Linked DNA regions of Mus musculus: region 2 is linked to region 1. Evidence: chromatin loops called from intact Hi-C (ENCODE). Cell type or tissue: heart. All regions are shown on one strand. Each heading gives the region's core, and the rest is flanking DNA. Links, peaks and the distances in the headings are about the cores only.

The links. Peaks named below come from ENCODE experiments on the same cell type or tissue, not always from the same donor. Only the 100,000 strongest peaks of a DNase experiment are listed, where the experiment ranks them.
Region 2: a loop joins it to region 1, with 2.5 times the contacts of the local background. A loop is called at or near these places in 3 of 42 quality-filtered maps.

What each region holds. Positions count from the first base shown.
Region 1 is chr15:31,450,568-31,458,330 of GRCm38, forward strand. Ropn1l (ropporin 1-like) reads right to left here and starts at 3,122. Exons shown (of 5, transcript NM_145852.2): 1 at 2,846-3,122; 2 at 515-638. The coding sequence starts at 2,976. Marchf6 (membrane associated ring-CH-type finger 6) reads right to left here. Exons shown (of 26, transcript NM_172606.2): 26 at 5,332-7,763. It overlaps Gm49208 (a long non-coding RNA gene), which reads left to right and starts at 3,104. Exons shown (of 2, transcript XR_003951491.1): 1 at 3,104-3,345; 2 at 4,113-5,792. In heart, for the core only: no CTCF peak of the experiment used is centred there; a DNase peak (open chromatin) is centred at 3,114; H3K4me3 peaks cover 1,683 bases; H3K27ac peaks cover 1,699 bases.
Region 2 is chr15:31,220,385-31,228,147 of GRCm38, forward strand. It overlaps Dap (death-associated protein), which reads left to right and starts at 4,001. Exons shown (of 4, transcript NM_146057.3): 1 at 4,001-4,199. The coding sequence starts at 4,145. In heart, for the core only: no CTCF peak of the experiment used is centred there; a DNase peak (open chromatin) is centred at 3,957; H3K4me3 peaks cover 1,872 bases; H3K27ac peaks cover 1,969 bases.

The sequences.
Region 1 (7,763 bases), core at 979-5,978:
GGGAGGGGAGGGGGAGGGGAAGGGGGAGGGGAAGGGGGAGGGAGGGGGAAGGGGGAGGAGGGGAGAGAGGGGTATGCAGACATGGAGCACACGCTCCCTACCGTCCAGAATATTTCCCAGTACAAGCCTAACTTTGAAACTAGAGCAATGCCCACCTGTAATGCTACCACTCAGGATGCTGAGTTAGGAGGGTCACCTCGAGTTTGAGGATATCTGGGACTATATAACAAGTTATCTGTTTCTCAAAAAAAAAAAAAACATGAAACAATTTGTGGTGGTTTGTTGAACTCTGGTTTACACACACACACACACACACACACACACACACACCTTCAATGTACATTCACAAAATAAAAGTAAAATCTATGCATGAAAAGCTAGCTCTTGGGGTTCTTTCCAAGAAACAAAGTCGGATGTGAATGTGGCAGGACAGGCCTGGGGACAGAGGGCAGGTATCTGTTTCAAGAGTCACAGCATGGGAACAGGAGCGTGTGCAGTTAAGAGGCTCACCCACCTGCTTGTGCAGGACTTTCAGGAGTCCCTGGGTCAGGCCTGTGTCAGTCTTCTGTGTGGCCACAGGCATTTCAATTCTGTCCTTTACAGGAAGTGGGTCTCCTCTGGACAGGGCTGAAAAATACCTGGAATGAGAGATATCACTGAAGAGCATCAGCACGCAGGCCACACCCAAGGCTGCCTAACACCGCAGCAGATGCGGGGGGGCCGGGGGGGGGGCTCCCAAAGCCAGCTGACCACACCGAAGTCCTGGGACCTTGACTGAGCAACCCCCTTGAACTTCACTGTGCACTCTGGTTTCTCTGCCTGCAAAGCAGACATGCTGATTGCTATTTGAGGGTCCTGGAAGCATCAAGTGACAGAAAGCCTGCATGGGAGCCAGGAGAGAGAGCCTCACTGAACTGTGTTCATCTCCCCTTTGGCTCTCATGTTTCCTTCCTCCGAGTGCTTTCTAAATGTAGACAGAGAAAGCAGAGTCTGATGCTAAGTTTTTCATTGTTTTAAAATATTTTTATTTTTAAATGTGTGTGCATGTGTAACACACACACACAGGAGTGTGGGTAGGTACAGGTGAATGGCCCTGGGACAGGAGCCACTGCTGGTTGTGAGCTGTGTGACATGGGTGCTAGAAGCTCAATTCAGGTCTATTGGGAAAGCAAGCAAATACTGCTAACTGAGACCCATCTCTCCAGCACCCCATGCCCTAAGGTCATTCCTTTTTCAACAGCTGCTTTCTGAGGTAATTGGCATTAAACACCTCGACACATTCACCTCTAAGTGGTGCAGACACACAAAGGCTTCCCACTTTCCATCTTTCCCAGTTCTGCCTGGGTCTACCCCCCACCCCCACCCCCCCCAAAAAGTTCCATTCTAGGAATCTGAAAATGTGTGAGCTGGAGGTTAAGGAGGCACAGAAATGGCTTGGGGCAACAACTTGAGTGAATTCCCTTCGGATTTGGCCAGCACGAGGCCTTGTGCCAGGCAAGGTCTTAAGCCACAGTCAAAGAACTTGTAGCCAGGAAGATGAACATGAAATTAAGCACCAGGGCACCAGGTATGTCTATGAGTTATCAGAAACCATCTAAATCTGAAACATAGATAGATGGACATGGATAGTGAAGACTGAATAGATTAAAGGCAACCCCCTCTCTCTTCACCCTTTAGGGTCAACTCCACCTATAACTACTAAGACTTTTGTGCTCCTCTCTGTGGTTTCGTTAATGAGCTAAGGAGTGGTGCGGACAGCCACGAGAGAAACAGATGCAGAACTGTTGACCTAAAAGTCCAGGCCCCGGTTACAATGCTGTGGCTTGGTGGATTCACACCTATTCATAGTTGTTCCCTCATCGGCAGTCTAATGAATCAGGGATTTCTTGTGTAAGGCTTCAAAAAAACTCTCTCTGTAGTATTAATAAATGTGCCAATAGGGGCGGAGACTTGAAGTGCAAATAAACTTTCATAAAGACACCCTAGCCCTTCTCTCTAAGGCTCGAGCATATGTAATATCGCTGAGGGGTTATTGAGAGAACTGACAAAGGGACCGCTGGGCTCACAGGTGACCCTGACGGAGCTAAGTAAGACATCCAGGTCCTGTCCCCTGAAGCCCCGTGAGAGGTACTCTACATGGCAAGCGTCTTTGCACAATTAAGGACTTTAGATGGGGGAAACTATCCTGAAGAAACGGTATGGCTCCTAAATGTATCACAGGACTCCTCAGGAGAGGAAGGCAGAAGAGAACCCACGGATTGTAGAAGGGCCAGGAAGTTCCAACAGCCGAGTCTGATATGGAAGCAGCCACCCCAAACGCCTGTTGCCTGCTCCAGATGTTTTGTTGCTTTTACCTCCAGAGCTGTCGTTTTTTAAAAGTCGAGTTGTTAAAACAGCCAAAAGTAACGAAACCACCTTAGCTAATATAGTTCAGAGAAAGTTAGCAAATTTTGGCTAAAAATAGTTATTCTCGTGATTTAAAAAGTGGCACAGTTCTCTTGTAAAACCGAAAGAATGAGTGTTAAGATTATAATGGTCAGGCCCTTGAAAGGGTTCCTGTCCTTGTTTCTAGAGTGTGAAGGTTCGCTAGCTGTGAGCTGTGCTGGACAATTTTCTCAGGTGGCAGCTTTCACATACCTCTGCCTCATTTGGGGGTGGGTGGGGGCATAATTCAGTTGTTCTGGGCGGTTTCATTTATAACATCCCTGTAACTGATTTTTTTTTTTTTTTAAACTCAGCGGAGCCACTTTTTGCCCCGCGGTTGGTGTGCAAGCTTTGTTAGTCTACACCCACAACGTCGGCGTCTGTACTCGGTAACGGGGTGAGGTTCCCTGGCCGGCCTTACCCCGCCGACCACTGCAGCACGTCCGCCGGCTGCGTACGGATGGCAGCCTTGGTGAACTGCTTGAGGATGTCCGGCAGCTCCGGGGGGATGTGGATCTGCTGCGCGCAGAACATGGTGTCGGGCAGCGGCATCGTTCTGGGGAGACCGCGGCGGCCTGGGACGTTGTGCTGCGGGGAGGAGAGGCAGGGTCAGCGCAGCGGGCGGCGGGGAGGGACTGCTCCGCCCCCTCAGGAAACTGAGGCCCAACCGCCCAGAGCGGATAGAGCACGCGATTGTGGCGTGCGGTCTCCAGGCAACCCGAGCTGCGCATGCGCACAGCCTCAGCAAACAAGGGGCGGACGTCCGGCTGGCCTCTGTGACCAACGAGTGACCACAGAGCGGAGAGCGCCATAAAACAGCTTGTTTTCCTAAAACGCGGAGGTTGCGCTAATCCGAACCCCAAGAGGTCTCGACCAGGGTCTCGGCTTGGCGTGTGACTCCATTTGGTCCACACACCCACTGTATGAATACACATTTCCAAACCAAAGCAGCTTGGCAAAAAAACATTTAGTTAATAGAATGGGAAAACAAGGACTCTCAGACACTGTTGACAGAAATGAGCGTTTATCTGGGGACTACAGGATTTTCTAACGACTTAGCAATATTTATCCTAAGGGGGGGGATAGGCATAAGGAGTAAATAATAATGCCTATTATGTAGCTTGGTAGGTTAACTTTTATTAAAACCTCTATCATGGTCTCCAAAGAAAAACAACACAATCGGGTAAAACCAACAGAGTTAAAATCTGATGTGGGGACTGCGAGACTCGCAAGGCTGGGGTTCATTTGAGCTGGGAATTGGAGACCAGCCTGGGCAACATTTAGCGCTTCAAGAAGCAACAAGTCTGTTCCCACCCACACCACCACCACCACCACCACCACCACCACCACCACCACCACCACCACCACCACCACCACCACCACCACATGACTGGTGAAGCGGAAAAGATTGTAAAACAATCTGGGTGTGCAGGTGTCTGTTCCTTTTATTCTTAAAAGTCTCAGGTATAAATTGTGACAATTCAGCTTTTGTTTTCTTAAGTGAATTATATTTTGCTGTTGTATCTAAAAAAAAAAAAAAAAAAAAAGTGAGCCTAGCCTACATTGACCTTTTTTTTCCCTACATAAGTTACTATTAGTTCGTTTGTACAGTATCTGTAGTGTGAATGTTTGCTTTTCATTCTGTTACCAGTCCAAATACTTCACTTTTTTTTTTTTTTTAATTTCAGCATCCATGCCCCGTTGTGTGGAATCCACTGAATACATACGGAAGTGTCTGCTTTACCAGATACACTATGGCAAGGAAATGGCCACCTAAGCAAAATGGGTGTGGTTCCTGAGCAAGAAGCTCCTTCCTCCTCCAAGTACATCCTAAAGCATAAATGAACGAGCCGAAAGAAAGTCTTAGGCACGGTTGTATAAGCAAAGGAGATTAAAGAAAACAAAACAAAATAAAAAAACCCAACGCAATGGCTAAACAACATAAAGTGATGCAGAGGGGCCTGTGCCTTGCTGACAGTCTACCCATGGTTTTAAAGGCTTGCAGAGTAGCAGCAGGAGGCTGATGGAGGACTAGGTGTGTATGTGTGCAGACCTAACGAGCCCACTGAGGAAGCAGCTAGGCCTCAGCGGTCTCCCCGGAGGGAGTCCTGTGTGCTGGCTTGGGCAGCTGACTTCTCGCTCTCTCTTCCATCTTCTGGTTACTATCTGTTCTGCACTTGTGGTCCTTGGAGGCAGACATCTTCAGTCACTTAACACATCAACTCTCCTAATCACTGTGTTTCAGGAGATAACCAGTTTTGAGTATTGGTTTCCTTTGGCGAGGACTTTCAACTTCACAGATTAAAGAGGGAGGTCTGGGGTTCAAAGAGCATATTTCCACCACTCCTACATTAAACAGCAATGTATTTAATTGGGTGGAGATGAGGAAAATGTTGAAAGCTTTTGAAAAACTTGAACTTAGAAAAACTAGAAATGGCCCCTAAAACCGAAAGATCTCACAATCATAAAGGAGAAAAGGCCACGCAACCCTTTCCTTCTCAGGCATGTAGGCAATGACATAAAACGGTTTCTGATGTGTCTTGTATCAGGCTCCATCCCAAAGCGATGGCTCACGGCAGTGTCACCCTGTGGCCCAGGTGGAGGGGCTTCACGCCTTCCAGTAGTAATGCTCTCCGTCCATTCAGTGCATGGGCAGGGGCAGACGTGTCCTCTGCAGCAACACTTTCCACCCACTGTCAAGCTTCAGATAACTGTTTTTCTTTCAACTATAAACACCTATATTCTTTTGGGGTGGGGCCTTCCTGTCACTCAGGCTCCAACAATCCTCCTGCCTGTTTCCCAGCTAGCTGGGCCACACACATGTACCACAGCACCAGCCTCAAACTTTCAGAAATTAAAAAGCAATCTTACATCAAAGAAAACACACAGCCAAAAAGAAAACAAGGCTACAACTAACATTCACTTTATTCAATTCTGTTCTCTTAACTCGGAAGGCAACAAATGACCACATAAAAAAGGGAGCATTTTTGAATATATACACATAAAATTGATCTGGGTACAGGTGTTTACTGTAATAGAAAACCGACCTCCCACATCACTAAGTGTTCTAATTCACTCCTAAACAGACACCCCTAGGCCTTAGTCACTCATTTCCATCTAAGGTTCTATAGGATTGTCATGATTACAAAATGAGGCACTCAGACAGATAGACAGGAATGGAGACATACATACACATGTATACTGTCTTATTTTTATATTAATGCCAAAGCTATTATTGGAGAGTATCTGAAGAAGCCCTTACTCACGACAGCTGTTTTAAATCTTTGACAACAACAGCAATAAGCTGAAACAAAACATCTGATTGACAGGGCAAATTAAGTGCCCCGCTACAGGGCAATTTAAGCAAAGAATTTAAAGACCCTTCACAGATGAGGTCTCTAGTAACACTTCAGTGGTACTATGTCATCTCTCCCCTTGATAATGACTGAACAGTTACGATCCTAGAGGATTGTTTTAAACAAGAACTTTGAGCATCACAATGTAAAATGAGGCATCACAGTAACTAGCCTGATATTCTCCACCCCAGAGAGGAGAGGAAGGAACTAATTTGGAGCACCGTGCCAAGTGCCAAGTTCTTGCATAATGGCACTGGCTCCTGTGTCTGCAAACACAACAGGGTACAAATGTCCAATGCGTATTTTGTGTTTGTCTTAAAAATTCATCAACTCAACCTGAATTTAGGAATATACTTTAATAAAGCATTTGTGCGACACAGAAGCGACATGTCTGATAAACTCATAGGAGGATTGTCCCTTGAGGGGAGGGACCATCTTGAGAATTCACAGTAATAACAGCTATACTGACTGTTAAAACAAAAATTACTGTTCAATACATGTCTTATCTCCCTACCCTACCCCCGGAGAACGGGAGTGGGGGCTGGAACCACAACTATAAACATGGAACATTAAGGCTAGCTACACACAAATTTTACATTGGCATTTTCTTCAGTTTTCATCTAAACTATTAGTACTTTGTAGTTTAAAAATCAAACCATAATTTGTTAATAATGAACAACTATACATTTCGAAGTGACCATCTGATAACTGGTCATGTAAAACTAATCCCAAGTGGTGATTTGTCTTCAAATTATCAATAATAAAGCACAAAGGTCTTTCCTAGTAAACTCCCTTGAAGACTGGGTGTTAGCCTAATTCAAAATGATGCACATCTCTATAAATTTCCTGTAAAGACCGGCAGCAAATAGGAACACCTTCTGAATTGAGGGTTTTAAATGTTTATGATATTGTTGAATAAAACCTGTATGTCACCCTAGCAAATGTTATGCACAATAAATCCCCACGAGGACATCATCTTCCTGAAAGCCACTGGACAAAGCACACAGGAGAGCAGGCCCTGCCAGTGAGATGGGGCCCACCTTGGCAATCGGCGCTGTTTGTGGTTGTTCTCAGAAAAGCATCCAGTAAGCTCACTTACAATTCCAGATGACTGAGAATGCTTAGCTTTTTGTGGTAGATCCATAAATTGTTTAAAAATTAAAAATGAAACCTGAATGTTATATGTCCAATATACCAGCATCAAAAGATTAGGCTTTATAGACATATTCCCATTGACAGGTGGCACTGCATTTTAAAATGCTAATTCTTTATGGAAGGACAAAGTCTGAGAGTGAAGGTAGGCTTGCTACAGGAGAGAAAGGCTGTTACAAAATGACAGTGTTAACACTGGATCCATGGCAAGACTGTTTTTGTTTTTTAAATATAATGCTGCTTTAAAACAAAGTATTTGCTTATTACTTAGTGAATTTAAGAACGACAAAAAGACAAAATCAAGAAAGGAACAAAACCAGAAAGCATTGCTCTTAATCTTTTGTTTGGCTTTGTATTTAGAGGTGGGGGTGGGCCCTCAGACCTTTCCAACTATGGGTTTAATACTCCATGGAACTCTTTACAGTCTATGAAAGCTTCTAGCACTATCCTTATAATACACCTTTACCATTAAACACTTGAATGACGTACAACCATCCTAATCTTTTAAACTTTAAACATGAAGCTTGGGCTAGGGGAACCAGGCTTCCTCTGAGTATTAAATTCTCTAAAATCTCACAGCATTTCTCCAATGCAACTCTTTCCTATGGCGAAGGCCAACTCAGTCTGCTTCCTTTCAAACAAATAAAACTTGGTTTTATTTGCGGTTTACTGTAAACACCATGCCTTAGGAACAGGGGTTTCCTGGTATATTAACTGAGCCTCAGCTGCAATGTGCTGCCAGCACGGCAGGATGTTCTACTCATCGTCCCTGATGCAGTCGGCCTCATTCCACGGCCTAGGGCCTTGACCTGTCACTACTGGTCCTGTTGG
Region 2 (7,763 bases), core at 1,018-6,017, 230 kb before region 1:
CCCTATAGGTTCAAAGAGGTCATGGTGATCTCTATGGCCTCATGCTGTTCATCTCGCATGTAGGGTTTCTGAGAACGACGGGCTCACAGCCAAAGAACTTCCTGAAAGGCTTTTATGTATTTTTAAGGGCAAAGTCATGTCTCAGTAGCACTGTCTCCTGGATAGATTCTTTAAAAACAAAGTAACAAAAATATTTTATTATTCAATTTTAGATTCTGGGCTCTCCTGAGATTATTTTGTCTTGCTGAGAGCCTCTTTATCCTCAGCGTCTTTGTCATGTTTATTTTTATACTTATAGCAATTCATATACCCTTGTAAGAAATTTTATACTGCAAGATAAATGCTAAGCTGTAATATTGAATAACTATTTGAAACCCTAAGATAAGTATTATTGCCACCAATACAGAATCATAATCACACACTACATGAGGAGCTTCCACAAGGTCAAATCCTGGCTCAGAGGGCAAACTGGGAATGTCATTTGTCCACACCCTTGCCCTCATTTCTCCACTAAACACATTCTCTCATAAATAATCGACAACAGCCTTGGAAGTTCGGCAGGGAATCAGTATTCATAGTGCCACGACGCTCATCTTCTTTATGGTTTTTCTATTTTCTAACTTCCAGATAAAGATAAGAGGAATATTTGCCAAGGTTGGTCATTTCTTTCTTCAAATGTCTTTTACTAAACTATGTTTGTATGAGACTGGAATTGACTCCACGTACTTTATTAGCTATTGAATAGCTTCTGAAAACCCCTCAGATAGCTTCTCGCCCTATGACTAAGGGCAAGTTGAAACTCAAGTGAAACCCCCAAGGTCTGCTTGCTTCTGTGCCTCTCTCTCTCTCTCTCTCTCTCTCTCTCTCTCTCTCTCTCTCTGTGTGTGTGTGTGTGTGTGTGTGTGTGTGTGTGTGTGTGTGTGTATGTGTGTGTGTGTGTGTGTGTAAAATATATGGCACAATTTCATTTCTTCTTTGACTTTTGGAACCTGTGTGGATAACAAATCAATTATACTTAATTTTATTTATATCTTCTATAGTATAATAAAGAAATATCTTTGATGCTATGAAGCTAAGTCAAGAATGACAGCCACCCTCCTTTTATGAGCCAAGACAACAATGTGAAAGAATTTTGTGTGGTGAGTAAGAATATAAAAACTCTCATCCAGAAGGCAGCAGCCCAGAAAGACAGAAAGTAGAGGCTCATCTGGAAAAAGGAAGCAGTGTTCATCTGGCTGACACACAGAGTCATTTTTATATGCCATACGCGGGGCAATGCATGATGATTTAAAAAAAAAAAACAGTGCAGGAATAAAAATATATTCTTTAGTGTACTATGGTTTACAAGTACTTTCAACTATGCAATCTGGACAACGGAAAGAGAAGGTTCTCTCAGGCCTCCCCATCCAGACCCAGTGCCTACAGTCTCCATCAGAGAAGCCACATCTGAGGATGCTGTAGGAGTCACTGGGATGATACAGAACCGCATCACCACTGAACCGGAAACCTCACAACACCAGCAGCCATCATGGTTCAGATCTGGAATGTTTCTCAGGGGTGCACGTGGCAAAGGCTTGACACCCAGTCTGGCAATATTTGTTGATGGGAGAACCTTTAAAAGATGGGGTCTAACGGGAGACTTTTGGGTCATTGAAGGAATCTGTTTGAAGGACGTGTGGAACTCTGAGTTTTTCCTCTTTCATTTGCTCCCCCAGCCATGAGGTGAACAGATTGGAGCCACTGTGTTGCTGCAGGCTCAAAAGCAATGGGGCCAGTAAGGAAGGCACTGGAATCTCCAAAGCTATGGTCATAAGATTTTGTTGTTATTTTTTAATGTATTTATTTAATTCTGCAGTGGGGATAGAACCAGGGTGTGGCTCCTGCAAGGGAAGCTGTGGAAAACTGAAGTACGCTGCCTCCGAATCTCTCCTTTTCAGGCAAGTTACTGCAGGTGTTTGTGGGAGTGCTGAGAAGCTAACATCCCCGGGGGGGGGGGGGTGGCACAGCCCTCTGCCCTCCGATGTCTTTCTTGCAGATAGGGAAACCACAGGGCTCAATGACGTCACTAAGGTTCAAAACAGACAATGGCAGGGAGAATTCGCACCTTCTGTGACTTCTTCACTCTTTCCAGATTCTGTTTAGAAAACAGCCTACTTAGAGAAAAGTAGGAAATGTCCTCCAAAACCCTTACCCAGAAGTCAGCCAGCACTAGGAGGAAATGCTGCTGGGCTGAGAAACCTGGTATCTGGGCCCAGCTCACATTCACCAGACTGAAATGACTCTTTCACCTCCTCCCCCTCCCGCTCCCCCTTCCCCTCTCTCTATCTCTTTCTCTGTGTATGTTCTTGTTAAAAATGAATTATCCTCTCTCATCCCTAGAACCATTTAAGATTCAATTAACACCAGTCAACATTACTAGAATCTGTTCGGTAGACACCAGTGCATAGAATGCTCCCAGAGTGGTACTCAACATGTAGACTGTACCTGTGACAGACTGGGCTGGACATGCCCACACCCACCCACATGCCTCCTCCACAAGTGAAAGTGAATGAATATACTATTATATCCTAAGCATCCACTCCATTTTCTGTGTAGGCCCCATTTGTTGCTCTCTGTTAAGACAACATTGTAGGAGACCCATTGCCTCTCTGTTCCAGGATTATATGGGTCTTTTGCGATTGCCATGGCTAAGGGCCTGGAATATAAGTGAAAACCATATACCAGGCTTCTCCTTCCATGGAGCTGACAGTCCAGTCCATGGAGAATTCCAGTAAATGAGCAGAGAGAAATAAGGACGGCCAGATGAGGTTGATCGCATGGAGGCAGTAAAAAACATGAACAGAAACATGAGCCGGGCACCTTGGCTACATTCTCAGATCCCACAGGTCAGCTGACTTCACAAGCTGGTTGTACTATAGGAAGGAGTCAGTCATGTAGATATCTGGAGGAATCAGTGCTCAGTGATGGGAATAGCAGATGCCAAGACCAGAAGAACTGGCCTGTCCCACTAAAGAAGGATCAGAACAACCAATATGGGTCAAGGAGCCATAAGCAATGAGCTGCTAGTTTGCCAGGCCCTGTCACGAAAAAAGCCTTGTGGGTTGTATGTGCTACAGGTTGCATTTGATGGCCACAAGGGCTTCAAACCTCCTCGACTAAGAAATTGTTTCTATGCAAGCCTGCAAACCACTTGCCTCTTGAGAACCGCGAGCTAAATAATTCTGAGTAATTTATGAATTACTCAGACGCCAACATCATTACAGTGGAAAGCACCCCAGGAACGTGTAGGGAAGAGGGCCAAGGATGATGCACGGGAGATACAAATATTTACAAGTCTACAGAGAAGCTTGCCAAGCCGAATGGCAGCCACGGTGGTCTGGACAAGGCAGAGACATGGCGTCCCTAAAGCTAAAGAACATCCAGAGCTGTCTGCAGTGCTCCTACGAGATCAAAGGCACTGGACAAGTGACCTTCGGATTTGGCAGCCTGGGGTCAGGGAGAGGTTCTGAGAGATCAGTCAAGAGGTTCTGAGAGTAAGGAAGGAGTAGAGAGGTGTGGCACCCTGCCTCTTTTAATAGCTGGGTCGTCTAAGATCCGTGTGCAGCCTGGAAGGGATGGTGGCAGGCCCTTTTCTAAAGATAGAAGACTGCTGATCTTGCAGAGCTGCGAGTTCTAGAGAGTAACGGATAAGTTTTGCTGCAAAGTGAGCCAAGGAGCCAGGAGCTGCCATCTCTGAACGAAACCCCGCGCTGGGGTCTCGAACCACCAGCAGGCTACGCTTCCCTCAGTGACAGCTTGGCTAGTGAACACGCACCACGGGTCCAGCCCCTCGCTGGTCGCAGGGCCGCCCCGCCCTTCACGTACACACGCGCCCTGTCATCCTTCCCATACAATAGCCTTGGAGTCGTACGTGGCGCTGGCCGCTGCGCATGCTCCACAAGGACGGGCGGGGCGAGGCGAGGCGGCTCACAGAGTTCGGGTGGGCGGGACCGTGCCACGCAGCCGTTTGGAGCCACGCCCCCCTGCCCGGGGCGGCAGTGCGCGTTCCCGAGCAGCGCGCGCCTCACGCCTTCCCCCGAGTCCTCGCGCGCGCACTGACGCCCACCCCGCGGCTGCCGTCGCCCCTCCGAAAACCAGCGGCGCCATGTCTTCGCCTCCAGAAGGAAAGCTGGAGACCAAAGCTGGACACCCGCCCGCCGGTACTGACTGGTTTGCACTATGTCTTGGGGCGCCGGGAGGGGACAGGGCAGGATCGGGGTCCCAGTGCCCCGGTGCCCCTTGCTTGTGTGCTGCGCAGGCGCGCAGGTGAGCGGGCCCGGGGTGCAGGTGAGCGGGTCGCGGGATCCAGCCCTCCCCGGCGGGGACACCCTAGTTGTACAAGTCAAAACTCAAAAGTAGGCAGTTTTTATGAGATTGCACAGATGTTTGCGTGGGAGACCCCCAACAATTAAAAGGTAGTGTTGTATCATGATGATTAATCGTGGGCTGACAGCATTTCACACTGACAGACCAAAGAAGCGGAAATAATTATGATCATTAATCACCCGGCATGACTTCCTTTATTCATTTAATTTTCGCATCCAACTCCCTCTTGAAAGTGGTTAAAACGGTATTTTTTTAAAGCAAACCCGGAACTTCTGAGCCAAAACTTCTTTTTACTGGCAGTTCAGTCCAGTAAAGAGCCACCTCTCTTAGGAAATGGTGAGCAACCTTTGTGTGCCTTGGGCAGCCGCCTCCACTCAGTTCCTGTTTGTTCCTCCATGGCTGGAGGAGTTGGCATTTCTACTGCCCTTTCTGGTGGCAGAGATACCTGTGGAAGCACCACAGAGAGCCAGCCTGGAAACCGTGGGTCCTAGAAGCCAAGTCTCCTGTGGTATAAAACCAGGGCATCTCCCTGCAGACCTTGGAGGACTGTGTGGGGTAGGGACACATCTGTACCATCTTTCTGTAGTAAAAACTTAGACTCTCCAGCTGCTGGCCCCACTGGAGAACAGGAGGAGAGAGGAAACTGCCTTTAAAGTATGCTGTATTTCAAAGCTGATTCACTATGACAGTGCTTCTCAACTCGCCTAACTGGGGTTAGGAGTTATAGCTACGGGAGTCTTTGTGTTCAGTGTAAGATACTATGCTAGAGTATGGAAGGCTCTGGGTTCAATTCTCACTTCTTACAATACAAATTAACTTGTGGAAAGATTACCTTTAAGATACTGGCTCCTATCCCTAACCAAGTCTGTCCGCAATGGGTACCGGCTTGCTTCGCCAGTGGCGTCTCACTGAGTATATTAAACCACCTTCAGGGTAGGCCCTATGCCCCAGTAAATAGATGGCCAACGCAAAACGAACTCAGTGGTATTTTTGTAGACTTCCTGTCTCATGTGGTTTTCTTTGAGCATTTTTTAAAATCTTACTAGTGTATTGCTTGTGTATTTTGGTTTGTGGTTTTGTGGACTCTGTGTGTGTGTGTGTGTGTGTGTGTGTGTGAGAGAGAGAGAGAGAGAGAGAGAGAGAGAGAGAGAGAGGTATGGTGGGTAGGAATTGGGGGAAAAGTTGGAGAGAGGAAAAACATAATCAGACTATATTGTATGAAAAAAATCTACTAAAAAAACATAAACAAAACAACAACAGCAAACATTTCCTTTAAGGAACACCTTGACCTTTAATTCCTAAAGGAGTAGTTTGTGTCTACCTGCCTGAGGCTCTGAGCTGCTTGGTGTGGCCTGCACAGTAGGATCACATGACTGATTCTCCCAAGATAAGGAGTTCATTAGTGTGTGCTGTTGGAAAGGCATTGTGTCAAAATAGCACTAATTAAATTACATGTAGAGACTATTCACATGGACATCTTAGGATCGGAGGAAGAAAAACACACATGGGGGAAATTTGACATGAGAGTTCTGATTTTTCTTTAGTTTGTAAACAGGCTTTTGGGTTGGAAATGAAATACATTGTTTGTGCCTGCAGAGAGAGCCACGAGCGCACATTGTTAGAGTCTTGAGGAACACCGCTGGGCTCCTCTGGGACTCTGCGTTTCTCACCTGAATTTAGAGGCTGTAGCTGACGGTGGATCTCTGGGCCAGCCTTGGGGTTGTCAGCCACCCGCGGCTGGGCCCAGCCTTGGGGCTGTATCTCTTGCTTCTTTGCCTCTGTTTGTTCCTCTAGTTAATCAAACAGATAAATTTAGGTGACCTTAGGTCATTTACCTGACCCAAAAGTCTGGCGGGAGAGTAGCTGTCAGTGTCACATGCTGCATATCCCAAGGCCAGCTAGACCTGTGAGCCCAGAGGGGTGGGTGGGAAGGCAGTGGTTCTCAGCAGTGCCCCTAGTGTGCATGTTTCTCCCTATCCACAGAAGACCGAGGGCAGGGACTGGAGAGATGGCTCAGTGGTTAAGAGCACTGACCTGCTGTTCCAAGGGTCCCGAGTTCAATTCCCAGCAGCTAATCGGTGGCTCACAACCATCTGTAATGAGATCTGATGCCCTCTTCTGGTGTGTCTGAAGACAGCTACAGTATACTCATATAAATAAAATAAATCTTAAAAAGAAAAAAAGACCGAGGGCACTGCCTGTTTGTGTCAGGGAGGCCATAGGGTGCTTTTTATCTGTCTGGCAGCACCAGAGAATAGCAGTGCTGGAGAGTAAATATTTTTTAAAAGAAGAAACGGCCACCCACTAGTCACGAAGAATAAAGGTTTGCCAAGAACACAGTTCATAAGTCAAAGGGACCACCTTAAAAACTTTGGGAACACTTTCATTAAGTGCTTAAGCTGTGTACCAGTCTTGTGCTTAAATCTTTCATTGGAAATAATAAAATCCTCTCACCGCTCTTCTGCTGTCCGCTCTCATGTTTTCTCTTTAACGACCCTCCTCCCCTGTCCCTACAGGGCCCCCGTTTCCCTCATGGCTCCTCCACCTACTGTCTCCTACTCTTCTGGTTTCCAGGCTTACTAACATCTGTACCTTTCGGGGAGGGGGCAGCTGCCACAGTGCCTGGAACAGACACTCAGTAAACAGGTCCAGAAGCATTTCCTCAGGGTGCACTTCCCACCTTACCTGAAGCCTCCCTCTCTTCCGCATTGCACAGGGGGCTGGATGGTGCAGAATCAGAAGGGAGGAAACAGTAACTAGAACCTGGTCCAAGTTACAACACACCAGCATTTTACTGATGTAAATAGGTGCTCGGCACTTTCGCTACCATGGTCCGATGTCGAGATATTGTGGACGGTGCCATTTAAATCTCTGGCGGAGCTGTTTGAGGTGACTTGCTAAACCCCTAAGAGCTAGTTGTTGGAGATTGGCACCTTCGCAGTCTGACCATGTCATTCCCTGGATGTCACTCTTCAAGCTGTGGGATTTACTGGAGGATCTGCCAAAAGAAAGGGGAGGGAAGGACAGAAGGACACAGTGCTGCAGAGACCTTTCTGTGAGAGGTGACATTTCATTGTAGTTTGCACGCATCTCCCTAACAGCAAGCCAGCCCGTCCTACGTATACCCGCCTGCTGCTCTTCACTGGAAAATGTGTGTGGATAGACGGGGCGGGAGCATTCCCCTCAGGGCTCTGACTGAGATAGCCATGTATTAAGAAGCCACATTCAGTTCTAACTGCAGCCATGCAGTGGCCCACACTACTCATGGTGACTCATCCCTGCCAATCCCCATGTGACCTGGATAAAGAAGAGCTTGGCACATGCGTGTTGCAGGCCTATAGCCCCAGCCTCATGCACCCATTTCCCAGGGGAGCCAAAACTATAAGTAAGTCAAGTCC